2 separate regions of the Homo sapiens genome follow, and region 1 is linked to region 2. A link is an interaction called in ENCODE POLR2A ChIA-PET data of the cell type or tissue named here. Cell type or tissue: Caco-2. All regions are shown on one strand.

Region 1 (8,000 bases), 100 kb after region 2:
CGGCCCTTTATAAAAAAAGCTTGCTGAACCTTCAGATGCAAATACACACACACACATGCATGCACGCATACACACACACACACAAAATCAGACATAAAATATCAGTGATTTGAAAAAGGGGCACATATCAGAAAACTGGGAATGAGATTTGCATATTTACTAAGAAATGGGCCAGGTGAGGTAGTTTATGCCTGTAATCCCAGCACTTTGGGAGGCTGAGGCTAGAGATTGCTTGAGCCCAGGAATTCAAGACCAGCCTGGGCAAGATAGCAAGACCCCATCTCTACAAAAAAATTAAAAATTAGTGAGGCATGGTGCTACACACCTGTAGTCCCAGCTATTCAGGAGGCTGAGGTGGGAGGATCACTTGAACCCATGAGTTCGAGATTGCAGTGAACTATGATCATTCTACTGCATTTTAGCCTGGGTGACAGAGACCCTGTCTCTATTTAAAAAAAAAAAATTTTTTTTAAAGAGATGAGATGTTTGTTAGCTTTTAAGTGAGAAGAAGCACAGTCATAAATAATCCAGGAATTAAAAATTACCCAAATCAAAATCACAACAGGATTTTTTTTTTACAAAGAACTTTTTTCCTTTTGACTCATTTGAGTGTAAATTGCCACCATGATCCCCCTTGTCATTTCTGAACGCTTTAATTCCTACACACAAGAACATTCTACATTACCACAATACAATCGTCAAACCCAGGAAATTAGCAGTGAAACACACTGCTAATTCCAAGACCCCACTGTGTTTTCACCACTTGCCCCACTAATTCCTTTGTGGCAAAAGGATCTGATCCAATATTACACATTACGTTTAGTTGTCTCCTTAGTCTCTTTTGATCTGAAACACTTTGTCATTCCTTTTTTTTTTTTTTTTTTTTTTCTGTTTTTTTGAGACAGGGTCTCGTTCTGTCACCAGGCTGGAGTGCAGTGGCAATCTTGGCTCACTGCAACCTCCAACTCCTGGGTTCAAGCGATTCTCCTGTTTCAGCCTCCCAAGTTGCTGGGATTACAGGCGCGTGCCACCACGCCCGGCTAATTTTTTTTGTATTTTTAGTAGAGACAGGGTTTCACCGTGTTGGCCAGGATGACTTCCTCATTCTTTACTTGACCATCATGACCTTGACACTTTTGAAGGCTAAAGGTCAACTTTGGCCATTGGCAGCTCTTTCAGGTCGGCTCTTTTTTTCTCTTTGGCCATTGGCAGCTCTTTTCAGGTCGGCTCTCTGCAACCTCCGCCTCCCGGGTTCAAGCGATTCTCCTGCCTCAGCCTCCCGAATAGCTGGGATTACAGATACCCGCCTCTGCGCCCTGCTAATTTTTGAATTTTTTTTTTTTTTTTGGAGACGAAGTCTCACTCTGTCACCCAGGCTGGAGTGCAGTGGCGCCATCTCGGCTCACTGCAACCTCTGCCTCCCGGGTTCAAGCAATTCTGCCTCAGCCTCCCAACTAGCTGAGACTACAGGCGAGCGCCACCATGCCCAGCTGATTTTTTGTATTTTTAGTAGAGATGGGGTTTCACCATGTTAGCCAGGGTAGTCTCGATCTCCTGACTCTGTGATCCGCCCGCCTCAGCCTCCCAAAGTGCTGGGATTACAGGCATGAGCCACCGCACCCGGCCAATTTTTGTATTTTTTTAGTAGAGACGGGGTTTTACCATCTTGGCCAGGCTGGTCTCGAACTTCTGACCTTATGATCCACCCGCCTCGGCCTCCCAAAGTGCTGGGATTACAGGCTCGAGCCACCACACCCAGCCTTCAGGTTGGCTCTTATATCCCTCTGACAGGCTCTCATTCTTTTTTTTTATAAAATCAGCTTTACTGAAACATTCACATACTATGAAACTTACCCTTTTAAAGTATACAATTCAGTGATTTTTAGTATATTCACAGAGTTGTGCAGCCATTACCTCTATATAATTTTAGAACATTTTCATCACCCCAAAAAGAAACTCTCTACCCTTTAGCCATCACTCCCCATTTATTTCCTCCTCTCTGCAGCCCCTGACAACTACTGGTCTATTTGTAATGTTTTCAAGGTTCATCCATGTTGTAGCATGTGTCTGGTGACTGGCTTCCTTCACTTAGCATGTTTCAAGGTTCATCCTGTTGTAGCATGTGTCTGAACTTCATTCCTTATATTTTCCCAACCTCAGCCTTAGGGTCAACCATTTCTTCTCAGATTCCTGGTTCCTCTCATTGAAGGATGTGATTGCCTCTTTTTAATTCTGTCATTGTCTTCCTCCCCCATTTATTTATTTATGTCATTATGGACTCACGGATTGCTGCTTTTTTGTTTTTTTGAGATGGAGTCTCGCTCTGTCACCCAGGCTGGAGTGCAGTGGCACAATCTCGACTCACTGCAACCTCCACCTCCCAGGTTCAAGCAGTTCTCCTGCCTCAGCCTCCCCAGTAGCTGGGATTACAGGCGTGCGCCATCCCTCCCGGCTAATTTTTTTTGTATTTTCAGTAGAGACGGGGTTTCACCAAGTTGACCAAGCTGGTATTGAACCACTGATCTCAAGTGATCCGCCTGCCTTGGCCTCCCAAAGTGCTGGGATTACAGGCGTGAACTACTGCACCCAGCCAGATTCCTGTTTTATTCACTGGGTTATAATCTGTTAAGATTATTTTGATGTTTTCATTGACCTAGATTTGGCCAGTGGGTGCCCCTTTAAGCTGGCTTGTATCTTTTCAAGTCCCCACCATTCTGTAAGCATTTCTTTACTTTCTGGTGCAAGTGTTCCAAGCTTTCCTTGTACCTTCCCTGCCCCAACCCTGGAATCAGCTATTTCTCCAAGGAGCCTGGGTTCCTTTTAGTGGAGCATGTGAGTTACAAGCTAAGGCCTGGGTGCTAGGTAAGCTCATTGCTACTGGGCATGGCTGGTCCCAGCCCTTCTCAATGGACACAGCTAGGAAGTATATATAAATAGACATACCTATGCAATGTCTACGTAGATAGATGTAGATAAACTTATATAAGGACACACACACATGTATACACATACACATATACACACATTTGAATCTATATTTCTCTGTCTATATATATTGAAACCCATGAGTTTCCACCAATGTCTCTAATTCCCATCTAGCACCACAGTGTTCCGTCTAGCCTTCTCCCTTTCCATAACTCCCTTCTGTGACAGTGAGAGCCCTCACTCCTATTATCCTTAACATGCTTCCTTTCTGGATAAGTCCTCGGTATGCAGCCAGTCTCCCACAGCCATTAGCTCTCCCATAGAGACACCCTCCTCAGCCTGCCACCGCCATTCCCTACCCACCACGGACACCCTCCTCCCCGCTACAAATGCCCTCCTTGTCCTGCTCAGCCTCTAATTTGCGTATTTTTAAGGTTTTTGATACATATCCCCAAATTTCCTTCCAGCAAGTTTAGCCCACATCATACTTCCACTCCTAATATACAAGTGTCTGTTTCCTGCTGTCTCACCAACAATGAGCATATTTTATTTTCCATGTTTGTCAATCTGAATTGGAGAAAAGTTGTTTTTCATTAATATGTGGCTCTTTTTTTTTTTTCTGATAACAAAGACCAGAAACTTTTTTTTTTTTGAGACAGCGTATTGCTCTGTCACCCAGGCTAAGTGCAGTAGAGGAATCATAGCTTATGAAAACCTGGAATTCCTGGGCTCTAAAATGTGGCTCTTAAAAACTAAAGTGAACCTGTGTCATTTGTTTGATGGTCATTCACAGTGCACTGCCTTCTAAATCTCCAATTCTGATTCTTGGCAATTACTTTTTCCATGCTAAGTAAATTCAACGTTTGGTTTCAAATCAATAGTCAACATTCGCCAGCTTAGTATAGGATGCCAGCAGCCATTTGTCGAGCATTAGCTGTGTATAAATGTAGGTTTGGGTGAATTGAAGAGACTTTTAGTGGACAGGCGCCCCCAGTTCTCACTTGGGCAGGGACATTTGAAGGCCCCAGGAACCTAGTCTCTTCCAGGCACTGATTTTTTTTCTCTGGCCCCTCCCAGGTCTACATCCGCACGCCTTCCGGTGAGGTGCAGACAGTCCTTGTCCAGGACAGCCCCCCAGCAACAGCTGCAGCCACCTCTAACACCACCTGTAGCAGCCCTGCATCCCGTGCTCCCCATCTGAGTGGGACCAGCAAAAAGCACTCAGCTGCAATTCTCCGAAAAGAGCGTCCCCTGCCAAAGATTGCCCCAGCCGGGAGCATCATCAGCCTGAATGCAGCCCAGTTGGCGGCAGCTGCCCAGGCAATGCAGACCATCAACATCAATGGTGTCCAGGTCCAGGGCGTGCCTGTCACCATCACCAACACAGGCGGTGAGGATGGCCCCTGTGGCCAGGGTGTTGGCAGTGGTACCTGCTCCTAGCAGGTGGAAACTATGGGCTGGCCCCGGGATTTCCAGTAACAATAGTGAGGATGCTGTCCATCATAGCTTAAGGGTACGTCCACCTGCAGCTTCTCACCTAGTCCTTACAATAGCACTCAGAGATAGTTTAAGGCACATGTCCCCATCTGACAGCTGAAGACAGAGAAGATAGATGTACTCGGAAAACTTTCCAACTGACATCCAAACGCAAAGACGGCTTCTTGAAGGAGAAAGCCTTGCGTTAAGGTTGGAAGAAAAGAAGGGAGCCCTGGCAGTCAGAATAGTTTGTGCTGCACTTCAGTTCAGTGGTGAGATTTATGCTGTGAAACCAGCCTTGCAAATAACCAAAGGAAAAATTGGAGCAACCTAGCAAAAATGGCTCCTTATGTAGGGGGAGCTCTCTGAATTTCTCTTCATCCTTAATGAATTTTTTTTTTGAGACAGAGCCTCACTCTGTCGCCCAGGCTGGAGTGCAGTGGTGCGATCTCTGCTTCAGCCTCCCGAGTAGCTGGGATTATAGACGCCCACCACCACGCCCGACTAATTTTTGTATTTTTCGTAGAGATGGGGTTTCACCGTCTTGGCCAGGCTGGTCTTGAACTCCTGACCTGGTGATCCATCCGCCTCAGCCTCCCAAAATGCTGGGATTACAGGTGTGAGCCACCGTGCCCAGCCCATCCTTAATGAATGTTTAGCACTTTAACACATTTGCTTTTCCCTCTTGAGGTGACCCCCAAGAGGATAAGGCATCCTAGAGGATCTGATTTTTCCCAAAGCCCATAGAACTGTGTCCTCTTTTGTGTTTTTTGGTTTTTTTTTTTTTAAGACATGGCCTCAGGGCCTCGCTCTGTCATCCAGGCTGAAGTGCAGTGGCACGATCATGACAATGCAGCCTCAGCCTCCTGGGCTCAAGCAGTCCTCCTACTTCTTCTTCCTGAGTAGCTGGGACTACAGGCATGTAGCACCATGCCCGGCCAATTTTTTAGTTTTTTGTAGAGATGGGGGTCTCCCTATATGCCCAGGCTGGTCTTGAACTCCTGGGCCCAAGCAATTGTCCTGCCTGCCAGAGTGCTGGGATTACAGCTATGAGCCACTGTACCTAGCCTGTGACCTCTTGTCTTTTTAACAGAAATCCCTGGAGACTTTCCTAAAAGCAGAGTTGGTATCTCACAGGGGCCTAAGGTTGGAGGAGATTCAGGAAGAAATGTCTTAAGACCCTTCCCAGCTGAAATCATGTTGGCAATATTCTAAAGCAAATTCTGCCTACATAGTACAGTGGTTCAGGGCACTGACTTTGAAATGGGCTTCCTGGGTTCAGATCTGGGTTCTACCACTTACTAGCTGTGTGATCTTGATATGTTATTGAGCCTCAGTTTCTTCATCTGTAAAGTGCTGATGATAGTACCTATTTTATAGGGTCATGGAGATTAAATGAGTCCCTGTACAAAGGTCCTTAAAATGATATCCAACATACAGCAGGCTCTCAAAAATAGCTGCTGTGATTATCATCTTTGTCATGTGCAGAAGGGCAGAAGGGTTGACTCGAGGTTTCAGGCTTCCTCACCCTGAACTCTGCCCCTCTTTGTCCCCACAGGGCAGCAGCAGCTGACAGTGCAGAATGTTTCTGGGAACAACCTGACCATCAGTGGGCTGAGCCCCACCCAGATCCAGCTGCAAATGGAACAAGCCCTGGCCGGAGAGACCCAGCCCGGGGAGAAGCGGCGCCGCATGGCCTGCACGTGTCCCAACTGCAAGGATGGGGAGAAGAGGTAATTCAAGGAGAAGGCCCAAGCCACAAGGCTGGCCTGTGTTCCCCAAGCCCCTCCTGGACAGTTGTCCAGAGCTGCAAGCTGGCACAGACCAGGCAAGGAAGAGCTGGCAGCTCTGTGCCACCTTGCCCCCTGCCTCCTTGTGCTCTCTGACCTGACCCCACATCCTCACTGCATCCTGTTCCTGCCCCATCCTCTACCGCTTTTCTCTCCTCTTCCTATTCCCTCCACTCCACCCTCACCCCAATTCTCAGGTCTGGAGAGCAGGGCAAGAAGAAGCACGTGTGCCACATCCCCGACTGTGGCAAGACGTTCCGTAAGACGTCCTTGCTGCGTGCCCATGTGCGCCTGCACACTGGCGAGCGGCCCTTTGTCTGCAACTGGTTCTTCTGTGGGAAGAGGTTCACACGGAGTGACGAGCTCCAACGGCATGCTCGCACCCACACAGGTCAGCCCCCTGCCTTCGGGACCCTCCACCCACAGAGGTCAAATTCCTGCCTCTCCTCCCACCCCCACTCTACCGGCTTTAGCAACATTGACACTCCTGGAACTGCCACACTGAGCAAAAGCTACAGACTATCTAGGGACGACATAGGAAATTATTTTCAAGCCATTCTGTTATCACTGTTGTTTCCCCAAGTAATGGGAAAGGAATAGTTGTCATTGCATGACACAACCTGATAACTTTTGCCATGTCAGCATAGTTATTTAACAAACACTGACATGGTATGCCAAGCACAGTACTAAGCACTTTACTGATTACCTCAGTTGATCCTGGTAAGAACTTTATGGGAAGATACTTTGTTTATGCCTTTTTTTTTTTTTTTTTTTTTTTTTTTTGGAGATGGAGTTTCGTTCTTTTGCCCAGGCTGGAGTGAAGTGGTGCGATCTCAGCTCACTGCAGCCTCCACCCCTTGGGTTCAAGCAATTCTCCTGCCTCAGCTTCTCAAGTAGCTGGGACTACAGGCACCCACCACCACACCCAGCTAATTTTTGTATTTTTAGTAGAGACGGGGTTTCACCATGTTGGCCAGGCTGGTCTCGAACCCCTGACCTCAGGTAATCCACCCACCTTGGCCTCCCAAAGTGCTAGGAATAGAGGCGTGAGCCACTGCGCCGGCCTGTTGATGCCCATTTTACTGAGGCATGGAGAGCTGGCCCAGTCACACAGCTAGTGACTGGTGCGGCCAGGTTCACACCCAGGCCCTGCCATGGCTTTTTGTTTTTTTTTTTTTTTAAGACAGGGTCTCACTCTTTCACCCAGGCTAGAGTGCAGTGGCACAATCTTGGCTCACTGTAGTGTTGAACTCCTGGGCTCAAGTGATTCTCCCACCTCAACCTCCTGAGTAGCTGGGACTACAGGCATGCACCACCACACCTGGCTAATTTTAAAATTTTTTTAGAGACAGGGTCTTACTGTGTTGCCCAGCCTGGTCTCAAACTCCTGGACTCAGATGATCCTCCCTCTTCTGCCTCCCAAAGTGAGATATCACAGTTATAGTTTTAGGTACTAGCAAATCAATGCAAAACTATTAAAAATATTGATCCAAGCTGGGCACAGTGGCTCACACCTGTAATCCCAGCTCTTTGGGAGGCTGAGGCAGGTGATCACTTGAGCCTAGGAGTTCGAGACCAGCCAGGGCAATATAGCGGGAGCCCATCTCTTAAAAAAAAAAAAGGATTATACATCTACCACCTGAAATTGTCCTGGGTATCCACAGTGGTCCACACATACACTTTGGCAAACAGTGCTATAGTGAATGCCCACAGTGAGCAGACACCTGTCCTGGGGCTAGAGGGCTGAGGGAAGCGTGACCCAGAGCTCCGGCTCCTGGCCAGTGTGGTGGGACAGGTCCTACTCCCCAA
Region 2 (8,000 bases):
GATGGAGGTAACATTTTCCCCTCCTAGACCTGCCAGCTTGGGGCCTACCCTTGGAGGTGCTGCGCCTAGGGCCCCTCACCATGAGAGCAGCGGTCCAGCCCATCACTGTCCCTCAGCCAGGAAGACACTTTCTCCCGCGGTCCAAGCCCAGGTAGGGCTGAGGCAGTAGCTGCTGTTGGAAGCTGGGCACCAGGAACCTGTGGGGTGAGCCCAGGGTCAGGAAGGATGATGCCCACCTCCCTGGGTCTCACAGTTCTCCATAGCCCTTGCCCCTGAATTGCCACATTACCTGCCCCCACCCCAGGGTCCACCTTACCTTCCGGTGAGCAGTACTGGGCAGTGAGCCACGGGGCATGTCCAGGCGGTGGGCTAGGCGGTGGGCACGCAGCTGCGCCACCCAGCTCTGGAATAGGTCCTGGGATTTGATCTGCAGAAGTGATGGAGAGGGGGAGGGCTATCTGAAGAGAGGGACCACTTTCCAAGAGCAAGAAGTCAGGGCTCTGGTCCCCAGACAAGCAGGGTCTCTTCTTACAGAGCCTGGTTTGTGCAAGGCTCACTTGCAGGGAGACAGAGCGCAAGGCGCCCAGGTGTCTGAGCCCTTAGCTCTGTGCCTGTCCATACAACAACCAAGAAGTGCAGGTTTGCCCTTGGCTGTTTTTACAGGATGGAAACTTACTTTTTGTCAAACTCAGAGACAGACCCTGAGTTCCACAGACCCTCAGCCCCTGCCCCTGTGTGTTCCAATGCCTCTGTCAGGTTGGGGGCCAACACACGTCCTGCCTCCCAGGGATGTCACCTTGAGGTGGTAGATGTTGTCTTCAGTGTCAAGGTCAATGCGCTGGGCCTTTTTGTTGATGGACATGACCGACAGCCGGACATCGATGGAGCCATGGAGCTTCCCCTTGGTGATCTGGGGGTGAAGTGTTGGTAGAGGGAGAGGGGACCTGTTTTAGGCTCTCAGAGCCATAGAGCCACCATCTCCCTGATGCCATTCTAGGCTCAAGGGCCAGGTGGCAGGTTCACCCTCATGTCCAAGTCACACTATCAGTAGAGACTTGTCAATCATCCTCCCATGTGCAGAACGCTCCCCTACGTCAAGTCACATCTTGGTCTCTAAGAAGTCACAGATCAAGAAAAACTATTCCCACCCTCAGGGGTCTGCAGGGTTGTGGAAGGCAACACCCTCCCAGAGAGATCCTGGGTACCCAGGCCTTCAGTTCCTTGTTCCCAGCCTGAGAATGGGACCAGGATGAGGGTGGTAAAGCCCCCATTTCTTGGGCACTTATTCTGCCCTGTCCAGAGAGCCTTGTACGTATGACCTCCCTTACCATGACAGCTCTGCACCTGGGGGATGGTGCTCTCCCATTAGAGGTGAGGAAGCTATGGCCCAGGGATGTAACTTGCCCGAGATCACACATTCAGCAAGTGGTGGACCTGGGATTCAGACCCTGCTCTGGTCGATTCCAGATACCCCATGCCTGCCCAGGGCATACTGGGGCCAGACTCCTCCCACAACCCCAAGCCACTGCCCGGGCTCACGTCTTGCCGGGTTGTTGCATAATGAAGGATCCCGTCCTCGAGCACAAAGTATCTCTGTGATGTTGCCCAGGAGTGACAGGACCCGGGAGGCCGAGAGGAAGGGCATGAGGGAGAAGGCAACCACACAAATTAGCTTTTCTTTTCCTTCTCATCATGCAAACACCATTGGACTGCCCAGCAGCTGCCCCCCATTCCCACCCCGCCCCCCATGTCTGGACCCTCCCTTTGCCTGCCCACCCTACCTTGTGCCAGCCCTTCAGAGGCCACTTCCTCTTCTTGAGCAGGTGACCTTCCTGCCTCTCAGGCATGACACCCTCTGTCCCCAGCCTGACCCGAGGCTCCTCCACCACCTCCCACAGCTCAGAGGCCTGCAGTCCAGGACAGAGGGAGGGGAGCACTGGTGAGACGTCCGCCTTGGCCCCTCCCTGTCTGGTTCCAGCTTGGCCCACCCACCACCGCTTTCCCACTCTCTGACCTGCTGAGCACTGCTGGGCTTTGAGGACTGAGCGCTCTCAGGCAGGAAGGGCGGGTCCCTCTCTTGGAAGTCCATGGAGAAGGGAGAGGCCACTCCCTGCTGGGGATGTAGAGCAGGGAGCAGGGTGGAAGGGGAAGGATGTCACCTGCTCCTGACGGGGTCCTTGAAGCAAGAGAAAGACCCCCTTAACGCAAACTCTGCTATCACCTTCCCCACCTCCAGCCCCTCCCACACCCTCTGAGATAAGGGCTCCCCAACATACCCTCTGCTCACCTGCCAAGCCTCTCCCAAGTCTGCCCCTCTGTCCCGACCCCACCCATTTTCACCTGATATGGACACTGCCCTGAGAGTGAACTAGCACACAGCAGACGGGCAGGTGCCCAGGGAAAACCACAAGACATATGCCCAGCCCCGCCTTGGGCACATACTCTGGGGCTCCAAGAAACATTCAGTGCTTTCTTTAGAGGCTTCCCTGGGAGTGCTCAGAGGTGAAGCAAGGGAGTGACAGAAGAGGCTCCAAGAAGAGACAGAGGGGTTCAGAGACTGGACAAGCGAGACCTCCTCAATCCAGCTGCCTCTGCCTTCAGGACCCCTCCACCCTGCCACCGTAGCTCAGAGACTTCTCTGCCATGATCTTGCAGAAAACTCCCCAGCCTCCCACCAATTAATCTCCATATTATCTAGTGCTTGGAGAAACTGAGGCCTGAGATAGCCCCCATTTTCCCATGTCTCCTCCCACCAAACATGCCCCTAGGATGCCCTTTTTGGACCCTCAGTACCCCCTAAAGCCTCACCATCCCCTGTCTACCCTCACAGTCCTTGGGGCTCTGAGAAGTGCCACCCACCCAGAGAGGGCAGGACATTGGGCTAAAGGAGATACTTCATGAGAGAAGAGGGGGCCCAGGACATGCCCAGGTCTGCACAGGTCCTGCAGCAGTGCCCACAGGCACCCTTGGCACTGGCCCTGGCCATCCTGGCTCCACCGGGAGATCAATAATGCATGAGGCTCTGCATGTGTGAGACGGGGGAGGGGACTGGAGGGGCGAGGCTGGTTTGAGGTGGGGGAAGCAGCCCAGATCTTCTAATGGAGCTAGCAAGCACCTGAGGAACTGAGGCCCAGAGGGGACAGGGATGTGGCAGGAACGGGTGCCCAGGAGGTTGGGGCAGAGGGACCCTTGCTGCAAGAGGCTGACCTGGGAGGAAACTCCTGCATTCAGCCATTGAAAGTTCTCAAACTCTTCCGGTGTTCAGGTATCTCTGGGCCCTTCTCCCGGCCCTGTGGGGATCCTGGCCCCTCACTGCTTGTGGGTAGAGGGGGAGGCTCTATCGGTAGGCAGGTGAAGGGTCTAGGTGAGCCAGGTGGGTGCCCCCTCTCCACCTCTATTCAGGAGCAGACCCACCAGCTTCAGGTGGGAGGAAGCTCTTCTCAGGAATGTCAGCTGCTGCCACGCAGCCCCCTTACCCCAGGGTCCATGGACGCCAGTACTCCTTGGCCCTTGCGCCGCTCTGCCTCTGAGTCACCGTCTCCGAGTCACCGGCTCCCTCCTCACCGCGCTGAGCAGTGGCAGCAGCTGCTGCAGGAACCAGGAAGGAAGGAGATGTCAGAGCCTCCCCTCTAGCCGGATCTCCCCACCTCCCTCTCCCCTGTCCCCTCCTCCCGCCAAGCTCCGGGCAGCCGCTCAGCTCTGCCCCCCTGCTCCCCGGAGGACTCAGGGCTGAGCAGACTGCCCTAGCATCGATGTGGCTTGGGAGTGGGGGCACAGTCCCTGCTGGGCATGGTTCCAGATAGATCAGAGGACTGGGGAACTGTTGGCTGTACGCCAGTGGTGATAAAGGATTTATTCAGACTAGCATGGCAGTGACCCTGTTAGTACCCAAGGCCAATTCCTAATTAACCCCCGCCCCCCGCCTCTCATTTTACATCTGAAAATAGACTGCAAAATTTGGAGCCAGCAAAAGTATCAGGTTGATGGTGGAGGGACAGATGCCCCCTCTGGGACCATAAGAGAGTGCCAAGAGCACAGTCAGCAGGGGCAGTCAAGCCAGGAAAGGGACAGCCAGCAGTCCCCACACTGAGGCCCTTCACTGGGGTGATGCCCCACTAGGTCAGGCCCCATGGAGATCTGAAAGTGCTTGTGTGTATGAAGACACCCCACAGCCTGCAGTCTCTGATCAGGAGCAGGCCTGGGGCAGTCACAGCTGCCGTTAAAAGGGCTGCAATGCTGGTCCCCTCCCTTCCCTTTACCCTTCTGCTGGAGTACTGTGCCCAGCTGCTCAATTCTAATGAAAAATCGGCTCTTAACAAAGATCTAAAATTCATTCAAATGAATGTGGCATAGACCTACAGTTTCAAGCGCAGCTAAGTTTTCTGGAAAGAAGTAGGTGGGGCCTCAGGTGAAGGATGTGATTCAAGTTTCTTCTCTGACCCCAAAAGTGACATGGGCCACTTATCCCTTCCACTTCATCCTCACCGAGCTTGGTTTACGTTTCAGGGTCTCACATATCTCTCGGGAACACCCACTGTCTTGCCTTTATTCAGAGCCTCAGTGCTGCTCCAGCCACCCCAGGAGGAGGGTGTTGTTAGCACCTGGCAGGGTTCTGGGAGGGACAGGAGCACTGGGCAGCACTGACCAGACAAGCTCTGGCATCCAGGAGCCTCAAGGGCCTTTTAAGCCACTTCCCAGTGATTGAACATCCCTGGGCATACAGCACAGGATGAGGCACTGGGGGAAGCTGGTCCTGGCCCAGGCCACAAAAGAGCTGCTGCAGGTCATCCCTGCCAGACAGTGCCTGTCCAAGACTAAGGAAGCGGTGGCATTGCTTCAAGTCCGAGAAGGAATGTTGAACAGCCACCTTCCCCGGGTCACCCCTGCATCCACCCAGAATGTGCTCCAGTCAAGGATGATGGTGGACTCTGAGTTAAGCATCCCGTCTCCTTTATTAGGAATTTCTGGTTCATGAAGACTTGCATGAGGCCTCCTACCCTAGAGCTCTCAGAATTCCCCATTAATAGAGAATCCTAGTTTTCCCGCAGGCCTTTTGTCCAGAACCACCAGAGACACGTTAGCTAGTGGGTACAGCTGTCAGCTGCCTTTAATAGGGCAAGCATGCGCGGGATGCCATTTGTGGGAACAGGTATAGGGGAAGAGGATTTTCCTAGGAAGGGAAGCAAGAGTGAGGAAAGTCAGATGACAGAGAAGCCCCTGAGAGTAAGTTTAGAGGGAGGACAACCGTGTAAACCACAAAATAAAGGAAGTAGAATATATTTCATTTTATTATAAAGCAGTGCTCCCAAACTTTTCACAGCGTACACCTCGAGGGTGGAGAACTAACATCCAAGCACACCTGGATGGTGGATGGGACCCACTTCTGGGTAACCTGATGAGGAAGCTCTAGTGAAGAAATTCAGGACGCGGTCTTCAGAGCAGAGGGCTTGGTTCAAGTCCCTGTTCTGCCACTTACTAACTGCATGACCTTGAGCAAGCCACTTAATTTCTCTGCTCCTTCTCTGTGAAATGGGTACAATGTGGTCAGCAGTAAAGGAACTAATACATGTACAGCACTCAGCACAAAGCCTGGCACACAGCAGGCTCTCACCAGGTGCCATTCTCAGCACAACTGCTTGGTTGAGCTACTGTGGCAGTGGCAGGTTGTGCCCCAAGGGGGTGGGCTCAGGAGCCCGTGCAGCAAGAGGCAGTGACCAAGGAGGCAGGGGACAATAGCCCTATCTTTTCAGGATCTCTGCCTTGGACCTGGAGAATGGAGAGACTTTGCTCCTATCACGTCCCAAGTTGGGAAAACTAAGGACGAAGCCGGTGACTGACATCTGAAATGGAATCCTCTGCATCTCCAAGTGGCCCTATACCTGACAATATCATTACTAGTGAAAACCAAGTGACAAACACACTCCCCGACCCCAAGTTCTTCCACATGTCCCATTGAGGAGAGCACAGCCAATAACGCAGAGTGTATTTATGCGCAGGGCTGGCTAAACAGGCTGGCTACGAGTCCGGAACAGTGTCAGGATCTGGCTTCCCATTGGCCGACATGACAGAATCCTTCTCGCGTTGCTCTCTGATGTACTGGTCCAACAGGGTGGTCAGCTGGAGGGGCTGGTGCTGGAGCAGGGAGTGGGTCTGGGCTGTGAGGCAGGTGAGGCCTCCTACAAGCTCCCCCTGCACCAGGGGCAGGCTGGGGAGCTTGGAGTAGTTGATAAAGCCCTGCCTGCTGAGGATGGTGTCATCAATGCAGCCACCTGGAAGAACACAGGGTCAGTTAGGCTCCTTGCAGATTGCCTTTCTTCTCTGAAAACAATATTCTGACCCTAGTAACTTGCTCTCCATTGCCCTTCTCAAAATCCTGCCTTCCCCAGGACCTGGGTTCCACTGTGCCCCACACCACACCCACTCTGCTTGGGATCGATCCCTACTTCTTCACTCTTCCCTCAGAAAACTCTTAATATATCCACCTGGCCCTGACCCCTATTAAGTCAGTGTTTCCTAAACTTCCTTGTAAATAAGAATCAGGCAGCCAGGTGTGGTGGCTCATGCCTGTAATCCCAGCACTTTGGGAGGCTGAGGCAGGCAGATCACCTGAGGTCAGGAGTTCAAGACCAGCCTGGCCAACATGGAGAAACCCCGTCTCTACTAAAAATACAAAAATTAGCCAGGCATGGTGGCGAGCGCCTGTAATCCAAGCCACTCGGGAGGCTGAGGCAGGAGAATCGTTTGAACCCGGGAGGTAGAGGTTACAGTAAGCTGAGATCGTGCCATTGCACTCCAGCCTGGGTGACAAGAGCAAAACTTCGTCTCAAAAAAAAAAAAAAAAAAAAGAATCAGGATGAGGTTGGGTACGGTGGCTCAAGCCTGTAATCCCAGCACTTTGGGAGACCAAGGTCGGTGGATCACCTGAGGTCAGGAGTTTGAGATCAACCTGGCCAACATGGTGAAACCCCGTTTCTACTAAAAATACAAAAATTAGCCAGGCATGGTGGCAAGCACCTGTAATCCCAGCTACTTGGGAGGCTGAGGCAAGAGAATCGCTTAAACCTGGGAGGCGGAGGTTGCAGTGAGCTGAGATCACGCCATTGCACTCCAGCCTGGGCAACAACTGCGAAACTCCGTCTCAAAAAAACAAAGAATCAGGCTGGGTGCAGTGGAAAACGCCTGTAATCCCAACACTTCAGGAGGCCAAGGTGGCATAATTGCTTGAAACTAGCAGTTCAAGACAAGCCTGGGCAACATGGTGAATACAAATACAAAAAATACAAAAATTAGCTGGACATGGTGGCATGCGCCTGTAGTCCCAGCTACTTAGGAAGTTAAGGTGGGAGGATGGATTAAGCCAAGGAGGTCCAGGCTGCTGTGAGCCATGACCGGACCACTGCACTCCAGCCTGGGCAATGGGAGTGAGACCCTGAATCATGGAATGGAGGGAAGTAACGGGGAACTATTGTTTAATGGGTGTAGAGTTTCACTGTTAGAAGACAAAACGTTCTGGAGATGGATGGTGGTGATGTTGCATAGCATTATGAATGTACTTAACACGGAACTGTACATTTAAAATGGTTAAGATGGTAAATTTTGTGTGTATTTTACAATTAAAAAATTGAATAAATATCATGGAGTGTTGAGGGGGTATTAAAATCACAGATTCACCAGGAGCGGTGGCTCATGCCTGTAACCCCAGCACTTTGGGAGGCTGAGGTGGCGGATCACCTGAGGTCAGGAGTTCAAGACCAGCCTGGCCAACACGGTGAAACCCCATCTCTACTAAAAATACGAAAAAAAAAAAATTAGCTGGGCGTGGTGGCAGGTGCCTGTAATCCCAGCTACTCAGGAGGCTGAGGCAGGAGAATTGCTTGAACCCAGGAGACAGAGGTTGCAGTGAGCTGAGACTGTGCCACCGCACTCCAGCCTAGGTGATAGAGTGAGACTCCATCTCAAAAAAAAAAAAAAAAAAAAAATCAGATTCCTGTCCCGCCCCC

What was found. ChIA-PET counts read pairs that join two places held together with the same protein. Peaks named below come from ENCODE experiments on the same cell type or tissue, not always from the same donor. Only the 100,000 strongest peaks of a DNase experiment are listed, where the experiment ranks them.
Region 1: POLR2A ChIA-PET joins it to region 2 with 11 read pairs; 7 of 35 experiments call an interaction of 5 or more read pairs at or near these places.

The regions. Positions count from the first base shown.
Region 1 is chr17:47,918,960-47,926,959 of GRCh38, forward strand. SP2 (Sp2 transcription factor) reads left to right here. Exons shown (of 7, transcript NM_003110.6): 4 at 4,003-4,315; 5 at 5,960-6,134; 6 at 6,389-6,582. The region is part of intron 1 of SP2-AS1 (SP2 antisense RNA 1); the gene reads right to left. Among named protein-coding and RNA genes, the nearest start is that of SP2-AS1, 18 kb to the right of the region's middle. In Caco-2, no CTCF peak of the experiment used is centred here; no DNase peak of the experiment used is centred here.
Region 2 is chr17:47,818,190-47,826,189 of GRCh38, forward strand. It overlaps OSBPL7 (oxysterol binding protein like 7), which reads right to left and starts at 3,605. Exons shown (of 23, transcript NM_145798.3): 1 at 3,477-3,605; 2 at 2,015-2,176; 3 at 1,782-1,907; 4 at 1,540-1,593; 5 at 797-910; 6 at 317-427; 7 at 80-197. The coding sequence starts at 2,089. It overlaps MRPL10 (mitochondrial ribosomal protein L10), which reads right to left. Exons shown (of 5, transcript NM_145255.4): 5 at 5,083-6,269. The coding sequence ends at 6,016. RefSeq lists a silencer at 3,568-3,783 and an enhancer at 3,894-4,063. In Caco-2, no CTCF peak of the experiment used is centred here; DNase peaks (open chromatin) are centred at 102, 1,992, 3,016, 3,632 and 5 weaker places; H3K4me3 peaks cover 1,654 bases.